Linked DNA regions of Homo sapiens: region 1 is linked to region 2. Evidence: read pairs that join two places in POLR2A ChIA-PET (ENCODE). Cell type or tissue: OCI-LY7. All regions are shown on one strand. Each heading gives the region's core, and the rest is flanking DNA. Links, peaks and the distances in the headings are about the cores only. Region 1 overlaps MAN1A1 (mannosidase alpha class 1A member 1). Region 2 overlaps LOC285762 (a long non-coding RNA gene).

Region 1 (11,036 bases), core at 36-8,035, 110 kb before region 2:
GTCCACAAATATGCTAACTAATCATATAACTAGACAGCTTCCTCCCTCAGGAATTCTAAAAGGTAGGAGTGAGTGCCCACAGGTCAGAAAAAGGTGATCCTTCTGAACACCAGTGGTAATGTATGGAATTCACCTCTCAAGGTTCCAGGAAGCGAGAGGGCTGCTCATTCCCTGCTGCCAATCATAGTCAATTACTGAGTATTAAGGTGACTAGTCTTCTGACGTGTGTAACATATATAATACCACTTCTGCAACTCTCCTGATGTCTGCCTTTGCACCATTAGTACCGCCTCTCTCCAGCAGAACACACTGAAGGATGGAAGATGATTAAGAGCATGGGTAAAGTACCACAGAAAAAGACAGCTAATACTAAATTAAGCTAATTATTAAGCTAGAACTAACACCTGATTACCTGCAGCATATCTGGCTATAAAATCCTCAACCTCTATTACCAGATCAGTCAAAAGTGGAGAATTTCTGTCAAAACCTGTATTTATCAAGAATACATAAATTCAGACTAGTTTTCTAATAAATAATCTACTCCTGGTTAACTCAGACCAATACCTGGTATTATACTTTGCCCATCTTCTTCCTAGTTTTCAAAGAAGTCCCTTCTAAATGTCTAAATTCTAGTGCCTTTACCTTATAAAAACCTAGGGTGTAATTCTTCAGATCACAGGTGGGTGGAGAACTACAACCACAGAAGCAAATACACTGACTTCCCAGACTCTCAGGTATATTCTAATAGGACCGTAGTTAAAGCTTTAAGCAAGAAGCAGATGGAAAGCATCACCATCCCCAACTCTCCCAAAGACACCTGTTTTAAACTTCCTATTTCAGCTCATCCTACTATGCTATATCTTGGAATATAACTCTTTTTTCAATTTATAAAATTACAATGGTTTATTTTCGATCAATTTTAGAAACATTTGACAAGGTATGGGAAGTAAACAGAAATAACCTTTGATTTTAATTTTCCTATTTTCTTTACCATCAACAGCAAGCAGATTTTAAATTCTAAGATTGAAAAATATAGACCTAGGGGGATTTTAAAAAGCTTGGGAAAAGAGACCCAAATATCCTCGTGCCCAACAAAGAATATCTTTCCTTTTATTAGTTGGTTTTTATTAAACAATTCCTGCCTTGAAGTCTAACATGAAATACTTTAAAAGTTAAAAATTATATCATAGATTAAAAGCTTTCTATTGTTTTAGGTTGAATCATAAGAACTTAAGTGTACCTCGTATGTTAAGACTAAAACAGCCAAAATGTTCTTCTGAAAATCTTTAAGAGTATAATGTTCCAATAAAAGGAAGTAAACTTTTAGAACATTAGTTGGTGTTCTGTTTCCAAATCTAATCCTCCAGGCATAAACTACATTTAAGGAGCAGATTAAAACCACCCAAGAACAAATTATTAATTCAGTTTTCCATTTCACTCTTGAATTCTTGTCTTAAATGCACTAGGAATCTCTGCTGCCAATGTAGTTAAAGCTGCAGCAGCTCTAATAATCAACGGATATTATCACAAAGGGTGGATACATCCTAAAATGAAAGCACCATATGCCTAATTATTGAGCTAAATTTACACATGTAGTTATCTCTGAATGAAACATTTTCAGCTTTTCAGCTCACAAAAATTATTTCTTTCTATGCCCTGAAGGTATTTCTCCAGATTTCTTTATCCCTGGCTTTCTTTCCTCCCCACATATCTGAGTGTTGTGTGACAGCAGGCCCAGAAGTCAGAAGTAACTGGACACTGATGAATGAATGAGGAACCACTCCATTCAACACCCTCTCTATGGTTTTCCTGAGGATGAGCATCCCTTCTGTGTAATAACAATTCTAACAAGGCAAAATAATGCTTACTTTCCTGCCATAGGAAGTGAGAAATTTGGCAACAACAACTAAAAGGGGAGGCAACAATAGAAAATAGAAGCTATTGGTCAATACAGCAATACTGCAGCCAAAACATACTTTTCTTTCCTGGAAATGACTTTCTGAATCCAATTTACCTACCAACCCCTTTCCTTATCACTCCTACCAATTCCTAGCTGCTAGTAAGTACATACTATGTATTGAATAATGAATGATACATGCCAGGCATTGCGCTGAGAGATTCACATACATTTTCTATTTTAATTCTTACAACAACTCTGAAAAAGAGGAATTATTAACTCCATTTCAAAGGCGTGGAAAGGGAGGACAGAAGTGTTTCTACTCTGCCATACTGCCTCACATTTATAAAACATTTTGTTGATATACTTAATCTGGGTTACATTTAGGATGAATTGCCTTTTATTGTCAAATTCTGGGCCACGGACCTATGAGATAAAAAAGGTGTCCCCACTTCTAGGGTGTCTGAAATCTACTTGAAAGATAACATATATGCACACAAAATCAGTGACACACAGGCCAAAGATAGAAATAATCAATAACATGGGAATTTGGAGAAGGGAGAAATCAGTGAAGGTTGAGAGTGTAGAGAGGGCTTCATGAGGACATGGATTTTGAGCAAGTGAGAAGACTCTCCTTTTGAGAACCATAAAGTAAACAAGGTGAAATCCTAAACGACATGTGTTCTGGAGATAGTAACTATGTAAGTTTTGTGGAAGCACAGTCCTTCCTGGGAAGTAACAGAGATACAACTCAACAAATAAACTGATGCAGATTTACAGAAGACTACGGATGCCAAGCTAAACATTTGTGACTTCACTGTGACTTCATTCTAGAGCAAAATGTTTTTCTAGCTGAAGTCACTGGACCAGAAGCATCAGTATCACCTAGCAACATGCTAAAAATGCAAATTCTGGGGCCCACCCAGGCCTACTGAATCAGAAACTCCAGGCTTTCAAAATTTTTTTATTATTATTTTTTTTGAGACAGAGTCTCACTCTGTCACCCAGGCTGGAGTGCAGTGGCACAATCTCGGTTCACTGCAACCTCCGCCTCCTGGGTTCAAGTGATTCTTCTGCCTCAGCCTCCCGAGTAGCTGGGACTACAGGCTCACGCCACCACACCTGGCTAGTTTTTGTATTTTTCGTAGAGACAGGGTTTTACCACGTTGGCCAGGCTGGTCTTGAATTCCTGGCCTCAAGTGATCCTCCCTTCGGCCTCCCAAAGTGCTGGGATTACAGGTGTGAGCCACTGCGCCCGGCACCAGCAATCTGTTTTAACATGCCCTCCAGGTGATTCTGATGCATGTTGAAGTCTGAATCATTACTTTATAGGAAATGGAGGACCATTAAAACCTGAGTTGGGCAATACGAGAGAAGTGATGTTTTAGGAATATTAATAGTCATCTGTAGAATAAACTGCAAAAGGGACCACTGACAAATGCATAAAATTCATTGAGCCTCTACCATGCAATTATTTATATGACACAGCACTTTTCAGGAGAAACAATATGAAATTGGGAAATAGAAAACCAAGCTTCTTTCTCTTTCTCAAAATATCACACCTTCTTAGGGAGGAACATGTTTATGTAATTCTGATTTCTCTAGTGGAAAATAATAGCTAACCTATGACTTTTCATTTTAGTGTGGTACTGTAAGCATTACTCATTAAGACACCTTTATCTCTCAAAAAATTTTGCCAAAATGGAAACAAAACAAAACCAACTCTAGGTATATCCTGTATAAAATTGAAATACAAGAAAAATGGCAACCCTTATTAAATACTGTCCAGTATTCTAGGTAATAAAGAAAATAAATGAAGACTCTACCTACTTTAAAAATAACATATCTAAAAAAAAAATACTGGCTGTAGATATAAACACTTTTCAATAAAATAACAGAATCTTTATATTCGAGTGTTGACCTTTAAAGGAATCTCACAATCATCTACATTTATTTCAGCAGTGTTGTATTTGGTCAAAAGACTTTTTTTTGTTTTTGGCACCACTTTCACCAGTTTACAGTCATATAAGAAAATGAATGCAGTTTTCATTTTATAAATCATTCTGGAAAACAACTTGAAAACTGGAAAAGGCATTTCCTATATTCATTAGTCTCTTTATTCACTAGGTCTGATTCTAAATGACTTCTGACTGTTGTAAAAAAAAAAAATCAAAAAGACAAAGACTTGTAGCCCATGAGTATATACATTAGAAAGGACTTCAAAGATGAGCGGACACCACTTCTGGAATACCAGATTACTTAGCGCGAAATCACACTTAACCTGAGTAACTCCTGTAGGCATGTTTATTTCAAAGAGCATATTCATTCAACAAATACATACTGGGCCCTATTATGGGCAGGGCCCAGAGCTAACTGATCTGTTGGACACATGGATGAATAGGGGAAGCTCTTTCTCCTGCCCTCAATATGATAGTTCTGGAAGGGACGGACGACTGCAAAGAGCCAATGTCATAGAAATTCTGTATTCTTGGGAGTTAGGGAAAACAGAAGTACTTCCAACCCTACACTGTGGCTTTATCTTATTACTGATGGAATACTTAATAAATCATCATTTTTATTCACCCTAACTGCTAAAGCAGCTTTCAACAGTAGTTAATAAATCACCTTCATTTTCTATTCTCCTCAACCACCCCACCTTTAAAGCTACTGAGTTCTTCATTACACATTCTATGTTAAGTAACCACAGGAGGATTAAATAATGAAGACTAACCAAAATGCTTAATATGAGTGAATGTATACAATGCATTAGATATATGCCAATTATAAAATACGTTTTTTACTACATAAAGTTCATTTTATACTTCCTAATAAGAATGCCTTATAAAATTGCTGACTTGGGCTAATAACTCCTTAAATCACAATATGGACTTCTCAGGCATTTCTAATTATGAGCTGAAAACCTGTAGTTGGCTAGATAAAACATTCAACACTGCTAGTTGACTAAAAAAAAAAAAAAAGTCTCCAAAAATAGCACTGTAAATATTCTAAAATTACTATCATGTCTAACCACAATTTATAAAAATAATATAGTACATTTATGTCAATCGTTATTCATCACGTTAACACAGTGTTATAGCCAAATTTAAATAGTTCTGGCGCTTGGCAGACTTTTATGAACCAAGGTCAGAATATAAATACATTTTGAAATATGCAGCTCTTCACTATCTTAAAAAACATGACTAAAAACATTTGAAGGATTTAGGGTGGAAAAAAAAAAGCCCAAACTTCACACACAAAATATCATGCTTTTCTTTAAAAATAAAATATCTTTGACAAAATGCATATTTATCCTATTTACAACACTGAAGGCCTCTCACATACAAAAGATTAGCCTGCCTCTTCACACATAAGAACAAATATTTCTAGGAAATCTCATGATTTCCTTTTGGTTAATTTTTCTTCTTTAAGAATTCAGCTGTGTAAGACTTGCCATTTTCTGGCATCATTAAAATCACTTCTGAAATTCTATTTGGACTACTTTTGATCTTCAACTATTAGAAAAGCATCCTGATTCATTCCAAAAGGAGAAAGATCCTTCCGCAGATCTCCAGAGAGGTCAATACCTTCCTCAAGTATCTGAGGCAAAATCCCAACTGTCACTTAAAAATGAAGATGCGCTGGTAAAGCTGGCTAGGTCTCAGCTGAAGGATGTGGGCTGTCCCAAGTGCCTGGTAAGAGCTCCTATCAATAAAGGATATTTTATTCTAAGTGTGCAATCTAGGGGAAAAATTTTTTTTCTTGCAACTTTGCTTTATAAAATCCTAACTCTCGCCTTCAGGACTTTGCCTCCCACAGGAGTCCACGTTCATTGAGCCGGCTTGCCAGATCCATCTCCCCTGGTGGATTTCACTCCTTAGGCCTCCAAGCTCTGCCATCTTCTCTATCTTCCTCCTTTCAAAATTTCCTTGTTCTATCTATACAACTCACAAGGAAGAAATGCAAATGATCAACACAGGAGAAAGTGTTGATCAAAGAAAAGCAAACTGAAAATGCCATATACTGCTTCATCACTTATGAAATTCACAAAGAATCAACAGACTCCATTCATTATATGACACATGGGAGTATAAATGGTTTCTGGAAAGTTATCCCTCAAAATGTACTATCTGTTGGCCAATTTATTTCCCCTCTTAAGAATTTAAGAGAAAATCCCACTTACCAGGGTGTGTGCAATAAAAAGTGAGACACAAATTTACTGGACAAAGCTGTCTGTCTCAGCATTTTTAATAAAAACAAAAAAGTGGAAATAATCTAAATGTTCAGGTCCAAGGGACTGGTTAAATAAAGTATCATGTTTTGACATGGATATACTGTGCCAACATAAAATGACACTTGCAAAGAAAATGAAAAACAAAAAGTATATATAGTGTGGTTATAACCCGGCGTCGGGGGGTGGGAACGAACTTACATATTGGGGTTAGGGAGGAGCATCATTGACACTACTTAGTGACTGATAAAACTATGAAGGATTTGTTTTTTTTTTTCTACTCTAGTGTGCTTTCAAATTTTTCTTTCCCAAGCAGACATGAGTTTATAAAGCGAAATAAGACAATGGAAGATACTTGCTTCAACAAACCTATTCTATCCTTTGATAAGACAAATCTCAAAGTATAATATTAATAATTCTGCTGAGCAACTTTATCCATCTATTTCTAAAGCAAGCCTTTAAGAATCAATAAATGGACACGCATGGTGGCTCATGCCTATAATCCCAGCACTTTGGGAGGCCAAGGTGGGTGGATCACTTGAGATCAGGAATTTGAGACTAGCCTGGCCAATGTGGGGAAACCTTGCCTCTACCAAAAATACAAAAATTAGCCAAGCATGGTGGCAGGTGTCTGTAATCCCAGCTACTCAGGAGGCTGAGGCAGGAGAATCGCCTGAACCTAGGAGGCGGAGGTTGCAGCAAGACAAGATTGCACCACTGCACTCCAGCCTTGGCAACAGAGCAAGACTCCATCTCAAAAACAAAAACAAAACAAAAACAGTAAAAAGGAAACACTGGTGGTGAATTTCTGGCAGCTGGGAATGAGATTTTGAGACTGGGTAGATACCCCTGAGCTTCCCTAATCATTCCACAGGTCTGTTCTCTTGTCTTATGCCCCGACAGAGAGAGATACAGTGAGGAAACACACTCCCCTTTTAGTACATAGCTCCAGCATGTATTCCCGTGAAAGAGGAACTAGGGACAGACAATCATGACCTAAACATCAGCTCAGGAAGCTGGACATGCCACCCCCAGTGTAGGCTAGGATCCCTGGCCTCCTGTCCTATTTCTGAGATCATCCTGTCACTTAGAAGAATTGAGTGTTCTGAAGGGACCTTGAGAAGACCATTTAATGAGGAAGGATTTGGCAGAAATGGAGACACTAGCAATAGCTTGTAGTCTATGGATGGCTTGAGTTCACGTCTTGGCCATAGTCATTCACAGGCCTTCGGACACCAATTACTGCCACCCCCTTTCTCATAAACTCCTAGCACAGACAAACAGGCACCAGCAACAAAGGTTGTTTCAGAGGGTAGCAATGCTGTGTTATTAAACCACCCTTTCAGAACTTGGTGTCCTTCATCAGGTTTTTATCCCCTCATCTCCATGCCCTCTCTCATACTAAGTTGCTAATACTAAACACTCCCACACAAGACAGGACGATCTAATTAGTGACCCACATAAAAACATGAACAATGCAAATGAAAAGTTAATATAATATGTTCTGAGTGTCACTTGAATGAACGATGTAGAGCAAGAGTGATGAGAAAGCAGCAGAGCAAATCAGGAACTGGGCTTTTGATAAACTTAAGAGCCAGGGAGATGAGCAGACTGAGAAACACGAGCGAGAAGGAGTCATTCTAGTCACAAAAGTCAAGTAAACAGGAAGGATACGTGTACTTTTCAATTTTATTATCTCTGTTCTGGATTATCTGCAGGACTGCTCAGCTCTAAAGTACCTAAAGCAACTACCAGAGTATTCATGACAGAAATGAGGGCTGTGACTTTTAAATGCTCTTAAGCCTTAATCTCATTTGGTTTTTTTTCAAGTACCTAATGATCACAGAAGTCTTTATCAAAACTCAGTGGGGGCGGGGCACTGCTGCCACATTCTCCGGAGCAAAGGAATTAGCCAGTATTGCTTTCTTAGGCAATCCCCTACCCAGCAAAGACGTCCCACCTCCCTCTAGGATGGTCTCAGTGGGGCTTCTGGCAGTTGGCCTGCCATTTAGGGCTGAGGAGGAGGGAGGGCCTGGTCAGCCAGTCACCAAAGCACACGTTCTCATTAGAGTCAAGATTATCCCAGGTGGAGTGGGGCCTGGTTCTCAGTACTTCTCAACACCTAAGAAGCAATTCTCAGCTATTGTTTGTACACTGGGGGAATCTCAGGAAGTCACAGCTCACAGGCCTTATTTCTCATGTGTAAAATGAGTAGTGGGTCTGGAATCCTAATAAATCTAAATTCAATGTGAAGGTCTCAAAAAGACCAAACTCTCTGAGCTACAAAATAAAACTGATTTATGCTAACTTTGACTACTAAGTGATGGACTGAGCTCTGATTATAGAATTTATCATAATTATATAATTTTTGCCAAGCCTAAAATAATAATTCTCACTTCTTAAAAACATTCCTCCAAGATGAAACAGATTGAAATTCACTTTACTCGATCTCTCTCTCTATTTAGAAGAATAACTTCAATACTTAAGATAGATAACTCAGCCAAGGCATGGTGGCTCACACCTGTAATCCCAACACTTTGGGGTGCCGAGGTGGGAGGACTGCTTCAGCTCAGGACTTTGAAACCAGCCCGGGAAATATAGTGAGACCCGATCTGCATTGTGTAAATAAAAAAATTATTTATTAGAAAAAAGAGAAATTAAGATAACTCGACTGTGACTACTCTGAAAGATGGTATCTGCGGGAATAGGCATATTTGACTATGAGAAAGAGACAAATTAATTCTTTAACATATATTCTGAAGAAGCTGAAGATGTATATGCAGTAAGTATATCATTCTAAAGATACTTAAGTTTTTTTGGAATTTGGTAAAAATCAAAGAAAATCAGAGTTGACCGTAGCAAAATAAAATTATAGGTATGGAAGATCTTTTTGATGAACTGGAAATGTATCCCTTTAAGCACTAAAACTCAATTTTAACTATTTTTGATACCCTTTTGAAACTTCATTATCCACTTTCCTGAGTTATTAAACAGCATATGGATCAATGCAATCTTGGCTTGATGGCTTTAGGTGGTGACCAGTAACAGCAATAATCACAAGCAGCATTTGTTGTGTGCCCACTTCATGTCTGATACCATTCTAAGTGCTTTACTATCACATTTAAGCCTCAGGATCCAACAAAGTGGGTACTATTAACCTCATTTTACAAATGAGGAAACTAAAGTTCTGAGAGATTAAGTAATTTGCAGACGGTCACAAAGCAAGAGAATGGTAGAGGCCAGATTCAGACCCACGTTATCTGAGTCCAGATCCACCCTTCTAACCACTACATTGCTTCAAATGGATGGATCAGAGACAGGTAAGTGCATCCCAAAAGAGAATCGCCAGAACCTACTTGGGTGGAGAGAATTGCCCATAGATTGGTGTGATTTTTACATGTCTACTTTTAAAACAATCATCCTTTAGGTTAGCTGTCATTCTTCTATTATCCATGGTGCAATATCAGAAGAGCACACACATTTATAATTTTAAAGCAGCCCTTCTAGTCATCACATGTCCCTTCTCTGGGTGATCCCCTTTCACCCTTTGTATATACAGTAACTCACTCTCTTCTTCTCTCCCTTCCTTCTTCTTCCCCACTTTTCCTCATAAAGAATGTTTAACTGAATGATTACAAATGCCTGTGCTTCTTGGAGAGATCTTTATAAAGAAAACAAGATGTCCTATCAAGCTTTCCCCGGGTGTCTTTACAAAGAAGAAGATTTCTAAACCATGCCACTGGTAAGATTTTTAAAAATTACTATAATTGACTTAAAAACTACTTTGATCCATCGTTGGCTGAAAAAAAAAAAAAGAAAAACCACCAACTTAGTATAAGGTCAAATTTATAATAATGCAGAATTGTATGTTTTCTGTACTCTCTATTAGGGTCTGCAAATAGTAAGCACGGATAATTTATACAATTCTTTGGGGTTTTATTTAGGAGACAAACCATGTGGGAGACAATGCGCAACACTCACAGAAGACTGGGGCTTCCCTCTGCAACTCAACTCTGCCACTAGCTGGTGATGTGATTTCCAGAATGATCTTTGTGTCTTGGTTGCCTCTACTGTAAAATGAATGAGCTACCTCTCAGATCTCATTCAGATGCAATACCTTACGACTCGGAGCATACACTTAGTTTTAAAATCTGAGATTTAAAGTTATCATGGCATAATTTGCAGAGTTTGTGTAAAGGGCCTTTTAACAGATTGAGAGGTTGGGGGTGGGGATAAGATATAGTTCAATCACTGAACACCAAGCAAGGAACTAGGCTAAGAATACTGAGGGAAAAGTCAAGACTTATTTCCTCAAAGAGGGAATCTCTTCCCTAAACTACCAAACAGGTATCTTGTTTATTATTTTCGTCTACTTGGCGGGGAGGTTGTTTTGCCACTCGTTTCACAGTATCTCTGGAGCCCACAGTGGCTGTTCCTATTTTGACTAATCAAACCCTTCTTTGACCAACATACACAAGATTATAAAGAAAGAAATTTAAAAGACCACAGGTGCTTGACTGGGTTAGGAGGTATAACCAGGTTCCAGTGCAATTCTGATCTACCCTGTGTATTCAGCCCTCATCCCTCACACGGATCTGCAGGCATTCCTCCCCTCTGACCTTCGGACACATGCTTAAAATTCTCTTCAATGAAAAATTTGTACCACCACAGCTTATGAAATAATCTGATTCAAATATGTAAGTTCTTCAATGAATTCCAACCAATTCAGATCTCATACAAATGCATTTTGTGTAATACTAAGATAAATTTTTCAAGATGGTTTAGTTCATTAGCTCACCTAAGAAGTACAGATAGATGCATTTGTTTGAAAATATTTTTTAAAACCTCTTTTCACACTTTTAACTAGTTTCTAAGTCCCATATACATAAGAAGCTCCTTTATATGAATCCC
Region 2 (13,078 bases), core at 3,097-11,096:
GAAGCCAGCTGGGCTCCTGACTGGTGGGGACTTGGAGAATCTTTATGTCTAGCTAAGGGATTGTAAATACACCAATCGGCACCCTGTGTCTAGCTCAAGGTTTGTAAACACACCAATCAGCACCCTGTGTCTAGCTCAGGGTTTGTGAATGCACCAGTCCACACTCTGTATTTAGCTACTCTGGTGGGGACTTGGAGAACCTTTGTGTTGACACTCTGTATCTAGCTAATCTAGTGGGGAGGTGGAGAATCTTTGTGTCTAGCTCAGGGATTGTAAACTCACCAATCAGCACCCTGTGTCTAGCTCAGGGTTTGTGAATGCACCAATCGACACTCTGTATCTAGCTACTCTGGTGGGAACTTGGAGAACCTTTGTGTCCACACTCTGTATCTAGCTAATCTAGTGGGGACCTGGAGAACCTTTGTGTCTAGCTCAGGGATTGTAAACGCACCAATCAGCACCCTGTCAAAACAGACCACTTGGCTCTCTGTAAAATGAACCAATCAACAGGATGTGGGTGGGGCCAGATAAGAGAATAAAAGCAGGCTGCCCCAGCCAGCAGTGGCAACCCACTCGGGTCCCCTTCCACACTCTGGAAGCTTTGTTCTTTTGTTCTTTGCAATAAATCTTGCTACTGCTCACTCTTTGGGTCCACACTGCCTTTATGAGCTGTAACACCGCGAAGGTCTGCAGCTTCACTCCTGAAGCCAGCAAGACCACGAACCAACTGGGAGGAACGAACAACTCCAGACGCGCCGCCTTAAGAGCTGTAACACTCACAGCGAAGGTCCGCAGCTTCACTCCTGAGCCAGCGAGACCACGAACCCACCAGAAGGAAGAAACTCCGAACACATCCGAACATCAGAAGGAACAAACTCCAGACGCGCCACCTTAAGAGCTGTAACACTCACCGCGAGGGTCCATTCTTGAAGTCAGTGAGACCAAGAACCCACCAATTCCGGACACAGTTAGTATTTAAGACAAAATTAGAATTATTTTTGGAAATCCTTTAAATTATCCATAAAGGATAGTGAATATAGTTTTGAGGATATAGCTCTGTTCAGGAGTTCTTTGAGAACCACCAAGGTGGACAAGAGGAAAGAACAAAGAGAAAGGATATAGGCAGGTGTGTCTGACCTGTCTTCGAGGTAACCACTACATCCTTGGAGGTAAAAAGGGTTGAGGATTCTGGAATGTTCCAGCTTGACTGCTGATTACATCACTCTGTTTTAATATTAAGCCTTTATAATCTTAACACACATACACTTTGCTTTGTGGTTCTGAGGATTAAATAAGATAATATATGCAGATGAGCCTAGCTCAGGCCCTGCCATATAGTAGATGCTCAAAAAGTGTTTGCTGGATTCAAGGCTAAATCTTGCTTGGTCAGATGAACATGTGTACTGTTCTTCGAAAACGGCCACCTGTTTCCTGTTTTTCCAACTTGCTTTTTCTCTTTGAACAGCTGTTAGTTTCACGGCCGTTGAAGTGGAGTCACAGGGTTAGGAAGATCTAAAGTCAGCCTGTCTGGTAAACGTGCATGTCATGAGGGTCACTAAACTCTCAGCCCAACCGCGCACTTCTTTGTACATGTCTCTTCCGACTCAACAGACCTGCGTTATCCTCCCTGTTGCTCCATCCTCTAAAACCCCTCTTTCTTGAGTAACAAACTGTCCAGTATTGCTAGACTTTTATCTGACTTCTCCAATTCCTTTCCTTACCTGACACCCATATGGGCACTCAGCCAGGCGTTTTTTTTGTTTTTTGTTTTCTCTGAGACAGGGTCTTGCTATGTCACCCAGGCTGGAGTGCAGTGGTGCAATCTTGGCCCACTGCAGCCTCAACCTCCCGGGCTCAAGCGATTCTCCCACCTCAGCCTCCTGAGTAGCTGGGATTACAGGCACAGGTCACTACACCTGGATAATTTTTGTATTTTTTGTAGAGACAGGGTTTCGCCTTGTTGCCCAGGCTGGTCTTGAGCTCCTGGTTACAAGCGATCCACTGCCTTGGCCTCCCCAAGTGTTGGGATTACAGGCGTGAGCCACCATGCCCAGCAGAGATTTTTTTTTTTAATTGTATAAATCTGATGTACTTTTTGGTTTGTTCCATGCTCCATTTTTTTTTTTCTTTTTCTCTTTTTTTTTCCTACCAAAAAAAGGCAAAACCTTCCATGTTCTTCAAGGCCAGCAGTGGGTGAGTTTCTTCCTGGCTTCCCAGGGTTGCTTCCAGACCATCGCTCCTTATTAAAACCCTGCTCCTTGTCCTTTCTCCTCATAATATCGGTTAACGTTTATTGAACACTTCTAGGAGCTAGACAGTGTACTAATCATTTTGCATAAATTATTTCGCTGAAAACTCACAAAAACCCCATAAGATAGGAACAAACCTTATCATATCATTGTGAGGTTTAAAGAGGACAAAAAACTTATTCTCATTTGTGTAATGTGAATTCAGAAGTGTCTAACTCATTGGCTTATTGTGAGGTATAAATATATGTAAAGTACTTAGTAGATACCATCTGAGTGTTTGGTGTTATTTTTGTTGCCGCCAGGGTCTCTGTGAGAAGGTGGTTAAGCTGGGATTCAAACTCTAGCAGTCTGACTTTAGAGCACGTATCCTTAGTCATTATGCATGGCCAGGTGATGTTTTACCAACCTCTCTTCATTCAGGGGAGATATCCCTGGCTTACAGCTTTCGAAGCCAACTCTGCTGTAGTTCTCATAGGCTGTTTCATAATGCCTAGGCTGACTCATTCTCCACCATTGCTCTTATTTCCTTTGCCTTCTGATATGGTTTGGATCTGTGTCCCCACCTAAATCTCATGTTGAATTGTAATCCCAGTGTTGGAGATGGGGCCTGGTGGGATGTGATTGGATCATGGGGGTGGATTTCCTCCTTTGGTGCTGTTCTTGTGATAGAGTTCTCACGAGATCTATTTGTTTAAAAATGTGTGGTTAATCCCCCTGCCCCCACTCCTGTTCCAGCCATGTAAAACGTGCCTGATTTCTCTTTGCTTTCTGCCATGATCGTACATTTCCTGAGGCCTCCCCAGAAGCAGATCTTGTCATGCTTCCTGTACGTCCTGTGGAACTGTGAGCCAATTGAACTTCTTATTAATTACCCAGTCTCAGGTATTTCTTTATAGCAATGTGAGAATGGACTATTATACCTTTTCTGTGACAATGTTCTTCTTTTAGCTTCTCTACCTTAACTGCCAAAACATCCTGCATCCTGCCTCTGAAATTTCTGACTCAGGTACTGTATTCCACTTTCCAGCTGCAGGCTAGTATCATTTCACTGAGAACTCCACTCCATTAATGCCACCACAGTTTCATTATCTATCAACTATCCCTCACTTCCCTTTTTGTCCAGCTTAGATTTTATGGTAGAAGTCATAATCATGTCCCTACAGACACTCTCACCTCCCTTATTCAGTTCTGCGATGAGCACACTCATCTGCCACAACTTTAGCACTGGTTGGACCTATCTACCTTCTTTGTATTTAGATCTGAACAAATGTGTATGGCTGGAGAAAAATCAATAAGGAGGCTGCCTGTTTCATTAAATAAATTCATCATCATATTTAGGTGCCTTAAATAGGTACTCTGCACTGCCTGACAGTGTTTCCCTAATAAACTTAATCATTCTCAAGAGAACTGTTTTATACTTTCTCCCCTCCCCCTTACATCTTACTCACTCTCACTGATGACCTCATTTCTTATTTCATTAACAAAATAAAAGTAATGAGATAGGAACTCTTTAAACTTCCCATTGTCAGGCTCTGTATGGCAGACACGCCTGATAGCCGTAACTTAAGCATACACTGAGAATGATCCTGTATGGCAGATGCACCTGAATATGTGTTCAGAGTTACAAGTTAAGGAAACTGGGAGTGGCCAACTCAGAAATTCATTTCTTATCTATGAAGAACATATGAACCTCCACCTGTCCCATGGAACACGGGCTGTGCAGGGGGTTGAGGCCCTTTGTTTTGGGTTAAATGAAGGCTGTGAGGTGGAGGTTGCTGGAGGAGGATGCTATGCAAAAATGCTATATAAATTGCATGTTTTTTGCAAGTGGTAGCAGTTCTGTCATCCAACCCATTGCCACTGGGCCACTCTGTATCTAAGTCCCCTTAGTAAACCCTATGTCTTGTTTGCTCGCTCTGGGTCTCTTCTTGAGCCTCTTGAACCTGATACCATCCCTAATGAAGTTAATAGGGATCCAGCTTGACAGGTCCATAAAACCACCCCTGCATTAGTTCCCTCCTTTCCTTGCTTCTTGTTAATGTAGAGGAAGTGTCCCTCTTCTTGTCAAAGACCAGCCTCTACATGTGTTCTGGATCTGACTCCCTACTGTTTTCGCAAGGACTTTTCTGCATGTCTAACTCTCCCTCTCAGTGGGGATTCTTCTCTTAGCATTCCGCAGTGTTCCAGGCTGGCCCCTCTTAAAAGCTCTCCTGCAGCTGCATATACTTTTCAATTTCCGGGTAGCTTAGATCTGAAGTGGACCGCTGTCTGCAGTCTCTGTCTCTGCTTCCTTACCCCACATTCACTTTATCCCCACCTCATCAGCCCTCTCCTATTTGGCATCTACACCACTGTTCCACTGAAACTGCCTTTGTGAAGGTCTCCGATGAGCTTGATGCTGTCAAACCAATGGATGCTCTCCAGTCTTTAGTTAACTTGCTCACAGTATGGCTCCATCTTTTCTTTCAGAATCACATCTCCTTAGAGAGGCCTTACCTAATGACTCAGCCTGAAATATTCTCTCCCTTCCCCCCCTGTGGTGTTATTACATCACTCTGCTTCATTTTCTTCATAGCACTTATTATCTGAATTTATCTTGTGCTTATTTGTTCATTTGTTCACTGTATGTCTCATGCCTCCACCTAGAACAGTGCCTGGCACATCACAGATGCTCAATAAGGATCTCTGGAGTGACAGACAATGCTTTATTTAGAATCATCTCTCCCCTTCAACAACTCAGCTTTTGTTAACTGGATGGAGTTTGTCTGCCTGACTCTCTCTAACATCAGGATGAGTTCACTGCTGACAAGCTGCCTTGCCCGTCAATCAAGGAGATTTCCTGGTGGGCCCTCTCATTTTTGGACATATCTAAGCCCCATGTATGATCGGCCTCATTTTGGATCTGGGCTTTCCCTCCCTTTATTCCTTCTTTTATTCTGACTCACTCACATTATTCTGGCCACAGGTTTCTAGTCTTTTATTTTCTTTTTCAATATGAGCCTCAGTTATAAAACCTCCTTCTTTCTAAACACTAACTACAGGCTTCTCTGTTGATGGTAATGAACAGGCATCTCAGAACCAGTTTGGGAATGTAGCAGTCTTACATTTGCCCCATAGTCTGGAAAACTTCCTTGTTTTAGGGCCAGCTGGCTAAGCTCCAGATCTTGTCTCCAGTCTTCTGAAATCTTAAGTATCTGGGTCAAAGTTATTTGCAGACTTGACTTTGGTTATTTAGCCACAAAACTATTGTGGCCATCCTGCGCAGCATACTGACAGTGAAAATTAGGCGTGTTCCAATGATAAGTCCAACCTGTATGTTTTTCTAGGGTGTGTTTGACCAGCATGACAGGGAAAACCAGCAAAAGTACCAGAAAGAATATCCAATTAATAAATATCACCAACTGCCAGCCAGACAATGTTATTTTCCATTCTTCTATTGTTAAACAAACATGAAAACAAAACCCACAAAGTTATCATTGAGAAATTTTTAATGATAACTTCACTGTATGTTTTCTTTGAATTTGTTTCTTTTAACCATGATTTAATGTTAACACAAATATTCCTATATGCACAGAAGCGTAAACATTTTCTTGAGACCTGGACTCAGCATGGGTATATGCTAGAAATCTAATACTAAAAAAATGCCCAGAGCATGACCCAGTGCCATTGGTTGTTCAACTTCAGCCCTTATTCTGACTATGTCCAATAGCTGTATCTAGGGTGGTCATTTAATTTATCATCCAAACTGGGATACTATTAATAATTATGCTGGAATAGTATGAGTAGACATGGGCTGTTCTGAGAAAATGGAAACGTATGGTCATTCTTACCCTAACTTTGTATAATAAGTGTGGAACTCTCCAGCCTTCCCCAAGCAAACAAAGGCTCTGGCCTTTGCAGCTGTAACTCAGTACTGCCCTTGGTCCACAGGCTTGAAGGTGTACAGAGGCACAATTAGTCACTAACTAGAGCCTTCTTTAATTGCTATAAGTGCATTTTAGTTATCTTTTCACAAATTCATGATAACAGGGACCATATTAAGATTTACCACTGGGCTTGGTGGCTCACGCCTGTAATCCCAGCACTTTGGGAGGCTGAGGTGCACAGATCACCTGAGGTCAGGACTTTGAGACTAGCCTGGCCAACATGGTGAAATCCTGTCTCTACTAAAAATACAAAAATTAGCCAGGCCTGGTGGTGGGCACCTGTAATCCCAGCTACTCAGGAGGTTGAGGTAGGAGAATCACTTGAACCTGGGAGGTGGAGGTTGCAGTGAGCTGAGATTGCACCACCGCACTCCACCCTGGGCAACAAGTGCAAGACTCCATCTCAAAAAAAAAAAAAAGGTTTCCCACCCCACTTCCCACAAAATAAAGTAGGCCCTCAAAAATTCACTTTTAGAAAGAAGGAACTGAGAGGGAGGCTTGACGGAACAAGCTTCCATTTTCCTAACACAATGACTGTCTAATTCAACCCATAGGCTGTTATGGTAAGTTTGTGTGTGTTTGTGTGTTGGGCATGGTGGAGCGGGTGGGAAAACAGAGTAGAAAAGTACTGGGATTGGAATTAGAGCTAAATTTGCTTCTCTGCCCAAACTGTGAGGTACATATATACATATATATGTGTGCATGTGTGTGTGTGTGTGTGTGTGTGTGTTTGTGTACACACACACTTAATGGAAGAAACATATGAACCAATGAGTTTCTTAGAGAAAGTTTCTTAAATGACTGCCAAAAGCAAACAAATAATCAATTGGAAAATGCTTATATTCCAATAAATTTTTTAAAAAGTTCATGGTACCAGATTACTCTTCTTCTCTCCTTTGGGGTCATCAACTCCCACCTCCCTCTTGTTGGCAGCCTTGAGCTAAAGGCTAAACTATATTTGAGCATTTCCAGTGGTAGTAAAATTGTTATCTGCCTTTGAACAGCTGTCTTTTTGTTGTTTTATTTCATTTTAAAATAAAAATAAATATGCACATAAAAATTGTGCATATTTATGGGGTTCAGTGTGACGTTTCAATACATGTATACATTGTATAATCATCAAATCAAAGTATTTAGTGTACCCTCAAACATGGATCATTTCTTTGTGGTAAGAAAGCTCTGACTCTATGTCTTTCTTTAATTGAACTGAAATCTGTCATCCCAGGTGACCAACTGTTCTGGTTTGTCTGGAGCTGTCCTGTTTTAACACTGAAAATTCTGCATCCCAGGGCATCCGTCAGTCCTGGGCAAACCAGGACAGTTGGTCACTCTGCCTCTAATTGCCATCTGTTGGCCTTATTCTCCATCTTGGGCTATGCGAAGAATGCTATTTTTTCTTCCAAACAACATCCATTTTGACACATTTAAGGCACATTCCTCTAGCTCCAATCATTCTTACCTGACACAGCTTTAGATTGTTTACTTTCCACTATATATGCTCAGAGTGCACTATCCCCTGTTCCAGGAGGAGCTTTCTGTTCCAATCCACGTTTCCATAGAGAAGGGGAATTTCTCTTCCCTCTCCCTGGGGAGGGTGGGTGTGAACACTGGTTTCATCCTCCACATTCTCTTTCATCCCTCTGAGAGGAAGAGTTACAGTAAACCTGGTTTTTGAGAATCCCACATCCTTTGGGCCAAGGGTCTCACAGTGGCCAGGATTCCTCGACCTCAGAGGTGACAAACAGGCTCTGTACTGCCTCTTCCACTGCCTGCCTTGGCCTCATGGATTCACAGAAAGAACCTGGCTCTCCTCCTTCCTCTTTTCTGCCTCTAAGCAGTGAACACATTCAATGTAGAGAGGCAGCCTAGAAGGAAGTTTCATGTTTTTGCTGTAATTTCCAATTTCCCTACTTCCTGGGTGAATGCTTAGGTCAGCTATGCCCTGTAAGCTTGGTTGTTTTTCGTTTAGAGTGGGTGGGAAGGAGGAGGCCCCCCACTTTCTCCTGTTTTTCTAGAGCGCCCAGCACATTGAAAGGTACACTTGTCATAACAAGTCTAATTCTTTGATTCCTCTTTTGGTTTAATTTCCCACACTTTTTTCTTCCTTGCTTGCAGTAGTGATGGAAAGGAGAAGTGAATCTCTGAACTTTAAAGTTCATTAACCTGGCCTGTAAGATGTGGAGTAGCACTGAGTACAACACTGAGTGCCACACTCAACTTTATTTGCTCCAGTTCTAGCACTTCTTTAATCCAGCCTGTGACCAAATCAGTTTCGTACTGACTTTATTGTAGATTCAGTTTTCTTACTGATAACTGACATCCCTGATAAGGCACACATTTCTCCCCACATGTGTGCATTGATTGCTTGTATCAAAGTCCAAAGATTTGATAATCTCTGTTTCTGCTATTCCCTTCTCAGCTCACGGCTATGAGGCTCCTGGTCCCCAACACTTCAGAGCAAATGCTACCACTAAGCTTACTGATGACTTTCACTAAATGATGATCTTCATCTGTGACTCCTCCGCCTTATCTCTATTCACTTACTCTTCTGTGCCTCCTTCAAACCAATGGCTTTATCTATCACCTATGTATTGATGATTCTCAAACCTATACTCATGTTCCTGACCTCTCTTCTAGGCTTCATATTCACATAATCCACTTGTTTGCAAGAGAGCTCTATCCAGATATCATACTTGCACCTTAAATTCAACATGTTCCAAATCAAATTCATTATCTTGGTATAAGATTTTGATTTTACTCCAGTATTACCTATATTGGAGACTGCAACCACTATTCACATAGTCTTTTAAGTCAGAAATCTGATTACTCTTTATAGTTCTCCTCTCTTTTTCTTTCTCCATCTTTAATAGGTCCTGTTAACCCCACTTCCTAAATATCTTTTACAACCTTCTCTTGCTCTTTGTTCTCATTGTCGCTACTTTTCTGTGCCCTTTCCTTTTGGCATTGCTTCAGCAGCTTCTGAATTGTTCTGTCCGCCTCCAGTCCTGGCTGGCCCCATTGTCCACACTGTTGCCAGAGGACCCTTTCTAAATGGCAAATCATACCACGTCATGCCCTACTTTCTAAATCCTCCATAACCGCTCATATTCTTCAGAATATGGATCAGATGTTTGGTTTAATATGGAATGTGTTTCATGGCTTGTTCCCTGACTATGCTTTAGCCACATGTCCTGCCACGTCCCTGCCTCTTGCACCATCCTTCCTCCCATTCTCAACAACCTGAGAGTTCAAGAGTGTGTTACGCTGCTCTATGCCCCAGTGCCATTTCCACACACACTGCTTCCTCTACCTGGAGTGCCACTTGTCTCTCTCCCCCAGCAAACTCCAGCCCACCTACCCTTCAGGCTTATGTGAGGACTCACCCTCTGCAGATGTTCCCCCGACCCCATTATCTCCTCACCAGCAACCAGTCTCATTTTTGATGCTCCTATTGAAATCTAACTAAAACTCATGGCTCAATAGATGGCCATTGCAGCTCTACACTGAGGTGGCTCAAAAGATTATTTATGGGTGGAGTGTAGACTTTTCTGTAGAAAGCCCTTCTACATCTATACTATCAACAAAACATATATATATGATCAATGTCCCAAAGCTATACTATAGAATGCATGGGCACGTGTATGTGTGTGCGTGTAGATGGTGGTGGATATAACATATCCTGGAATATTTTCAAAGGAAGACTTGTCAGTTGCCTGTAACAGTCAGAGGGAGTTCTTAGTAGTTTGTTCAAGAAACGTCTGGTTTAGTGAAACTGAGCAACAGAGCTTCCCAGTGAAACTGCCAAGTTCCTATGTAACCACATGAATGATTGTTAGATGGAATTATTGAATATAAACTAATTAAACCAGGGAATAGCTGCCAAAAATAATGATTTTTATCTTTAGAATTATTGGTCATAACCTATTCTTTCTAACACTCAGACAGCTGAACCAATTAATTTTCTATTACTGTTATTAGTTCATGACAATAAAACTTTGTCATCAGCATAGGAAAGGGATATTTTTCTTTCTCTCTATAGTTGAAGACTGTGCGTTTAAATATCCTGAGGGGGTTTTGCTTCATTAAAATATGTTTAAGAGGTTTAAATTATAATTTGATCTTTTAGGAAGCTTTCTACGGATCCCACTTCTCACAGTGATGCTAAAGAGAAGGTTCTGTATAAGAATTGCCAGCTGGGGGGCATCCAGCTTAAACTAAAGCTCTTGGTTTGCAGAGTTGAAAGCTGAGGACAGTCAACAATCTTTCATTTATACCAAAATGACTGCCTGTGTGGCCAATACTTGTTATACTTTTGTCTTGACAAATGTCTTCACAAGGTGATTAAAGTTTAACAGGGTCTACATTGAGATAGGGAACACTGAAAATTGCCAGCTCGACTCATGCTTTTTTAGCCTAAAAATTTAGAACTAAATGGACATATGGGTTACCTACAAACGTGACTGTAGTTTGAATAAGCAAAGGATTGTTTATTTTTACAAATGAGACAACTGATATTTCATACCTAGCTAGCAAATATCACACCTAGATGTAATAAAGACCAATTAATTCTCAAGAATTGAGAGCCATCAGTGAGAACAAACAAATTCATTTTCTGGATATGGTTTATAAAACAGAGAAAAATAAGTCTCCTAGGTGCTAGTAAGAATCCAGGCTTCTGCAGACTGTACCTGATCCGTGCCACAGATAAGTTCATCCCCAATTACACCTAGATGTTTAATATCTAATTAAATTGATAAATGTCAAAAAAAGTTGTGTCGAAGAACATGTAATTAAGAAAATTCTTATCAATGTATATTTCATGAAAAACAAAATATTTAAATGAAAAAGCTTAACAAAAGCATATATAGTACGATCTTAATTTTTAAAGATGCATATATATGCCTATAAAAACATTGATGAAGCATTTGGAAAGGCATTTTATTTGTTTGTTTATTTTGAATAATTAAAGTGAGGGGAAATGGCCAACACCATTTAACTATGCTTCAAAATCCATCCTCAGGATTATAGTAAGCAGATAGAGGCAAACTGTACTGTAGTCTCCAAACATGTGGCCCTCCAGAGATGGGTACAGGAATGAACATCTCCTCCATCTTCTCTCAAGTGCTATCTTGGTTTCTGTTTTTGATTCTTTTTGGTGAGGAGTTTTTAACAAGAGCTGACATAGCTGATCCTAGAAGAATGGCACGGGAGGAGATGGCCCTCTACCACACCGACCCTGGCAGAGCATGGTACTCTGTGGGTAATCAGTTCACACAGAGCAGTTTTCAACTGTACTGCAATTGTTTGTCTTCACTACCATACAGTTGTGCTCATTATTTCTCGATGTGCACATATCTGGAGAAGCCCAGAACTTCTGGCTCTTACATGGAGGACCCCAGTGCAGATGAACCATTTTCACTGAAGAAAGACATTAGGATTGGTTTGGGGAGGCGAAGTAATGTTTTTCCTTGTTGCTGTCTCTGTCATATGGTACATAGGCATATGGAAGGAAGGGTAACCACTCCTGACATCACTGTGAGCATTGTGTGGGCATGTGTGTTTGTGCGTGTGTGTGTGTGTGTGTGTGCGTGCTTGTGTTCATGGGTGCATGAGGGGGTATGAAGAGGATGTGGTGGCTTGGTCTGTAGGATCAAAGGGCTTGAGCAGCATGGGTGGACGTTGCCTGCACACACAGGGATAGAAAAAGGCATGTTTTTGTTTCTGGTGGTTGGGGCAGATGGTGGGCTCATTCCAGCCTCTGTGTGCTTCGAGAAATGAGAAATCAGGCAGCACAGGGAGCTGAGCGGGCCCGGAGCTGGTCCTGCTAGGTTATGAGTGAGTGAAGGAGTGGGCTGTGTGTGTGTTTCCAGCTTCTACTGTGGGAACGACTTCCATACAGGCCTTAAATAGGAAAACTACTAGCAATTCTAGCTCAGTATCCTTTTTAGATATGCATGAGGAGAGAAAGTTGGGAGACACACATTCAGCTGGCAGGAAGTTCCTTTTTTGTGCCGACTCAGACATGGTTGAAAGCTGTCTCTACAGGACAGTACTCATGGCATTTTAGGCTGAAGCTTTGAAGCTTTGCCTCACTGCAGCTATTTATAGAGGAGCTGATTTTTATAAGAACAGAAAGTGTATTCTTGAGGGCAAGCTTTCCTTTCTTTTAAGATTTCTTGAAAAGATTTAGAAAGGTTAAACAGTTACTACAGAATCTTATGGTAAAAGGCATAACACTGTTTAGAGTAAATAAGGGAGTCTTTATGAAAACACCATGATGCATATACAGTAGCTTCTGCATGAATCAAATTGTATGCTTTGAAAGCATAATTGATATTCTTAGGTGGGATGATGGCTTGGTCCTGTCAGTATACTGAATAGACCAGTGCCAGCCTGTAAGGGATAATGATTAAATCAAAAGAAATGACACCAGCAGAGGAGAACAAATAACCCATATTAGAATATCAGCATGAACTTGAGTTTGGGAATTATTTATAACCTTGAAATTCAAAAATAATTTCTAGGGAGCACATATGAACACATACAGATGACTTGTCTCAGCATCTAATAGAAACTGCTTTTCACTGGTTTAAGTAAATGGTAATTCTTAGGTGGAATTGTGTATCTCTGTTAGGAAGATTATGATAATTTGCTTGGTCTTGGAAATCATATGAATAAAAAAAGAGCACAATTCATAGATGGAGGGCCTCTTTTTTCTTCTTTCACTTTTTCTTAGCATATACATTTTAAAAAGTAACTATTTCAGAAAGCAAAATGAATACAAGTTATTGATAGAGTGTGTTGCAGAAGAATTTTTCTTTTTGAGCTTACAGTTCCTATGGGAAGGAATGCAGAATTCTTCTAGCTATTGAAAAGCATTGGAGTGTGATGGCAGAGCTTAAA

The links. ChIA-PET counts read pairs that join two places held together with the same protein. Peaks named below come from ENCODE experiments on the same cell type or tissue, not always from the same donor. Only the 100,000 strongest peaks of a DNase experiment are listed, where the experiment ranks them.
Region 1: POLR2A ChIA-PET joins it to region 2 with 12 read pairs; 2 of 35 experiments call an interaction of 5 or more read pairs at or near these places.

The regions. Positions count from the first base shown.
Region 1 is chr6:119,333,210-119,344,245 of GRCh38, forward strand. The region is part of intron 2 of MAN1A1 (mannosidase alpha class 1A member 1); the gene reads right to left. Among named protein-coding and RNA genes, the nearest start is that of MAN1A1, 11 kb to the right of the region's middle. In OCI-LY7, for the core only: CTCF peaks have their summits at 691 and 893; a DNase peak (open chromatin) is centred at 692; H3K4me3 peaks cover 968 bases; H3K27ac peaks cover 359 bases.
Region 2 is chr6:119,441,452-119,454,529 of GRCh38, forward strand. LOC285762 (a long non-coding RNA gene) reads right to left here. Exons shown (of 6, transcript NR_046100.1): 6 at 11,096-13,078. Among named protein-coding and RNA genes, the nearest start is that of MAN1A1, 98 kb to the left of the region's middle. In OCI-LY7, for the core only: no CTCF peak of the experiment used is centred there; DNase peaks (open chromatin) are centred at 3,310, 7,990 and 8,330; H3K4me3 peaks cover 1,071 bases; H3K27ac peaks cover 3,587 bases.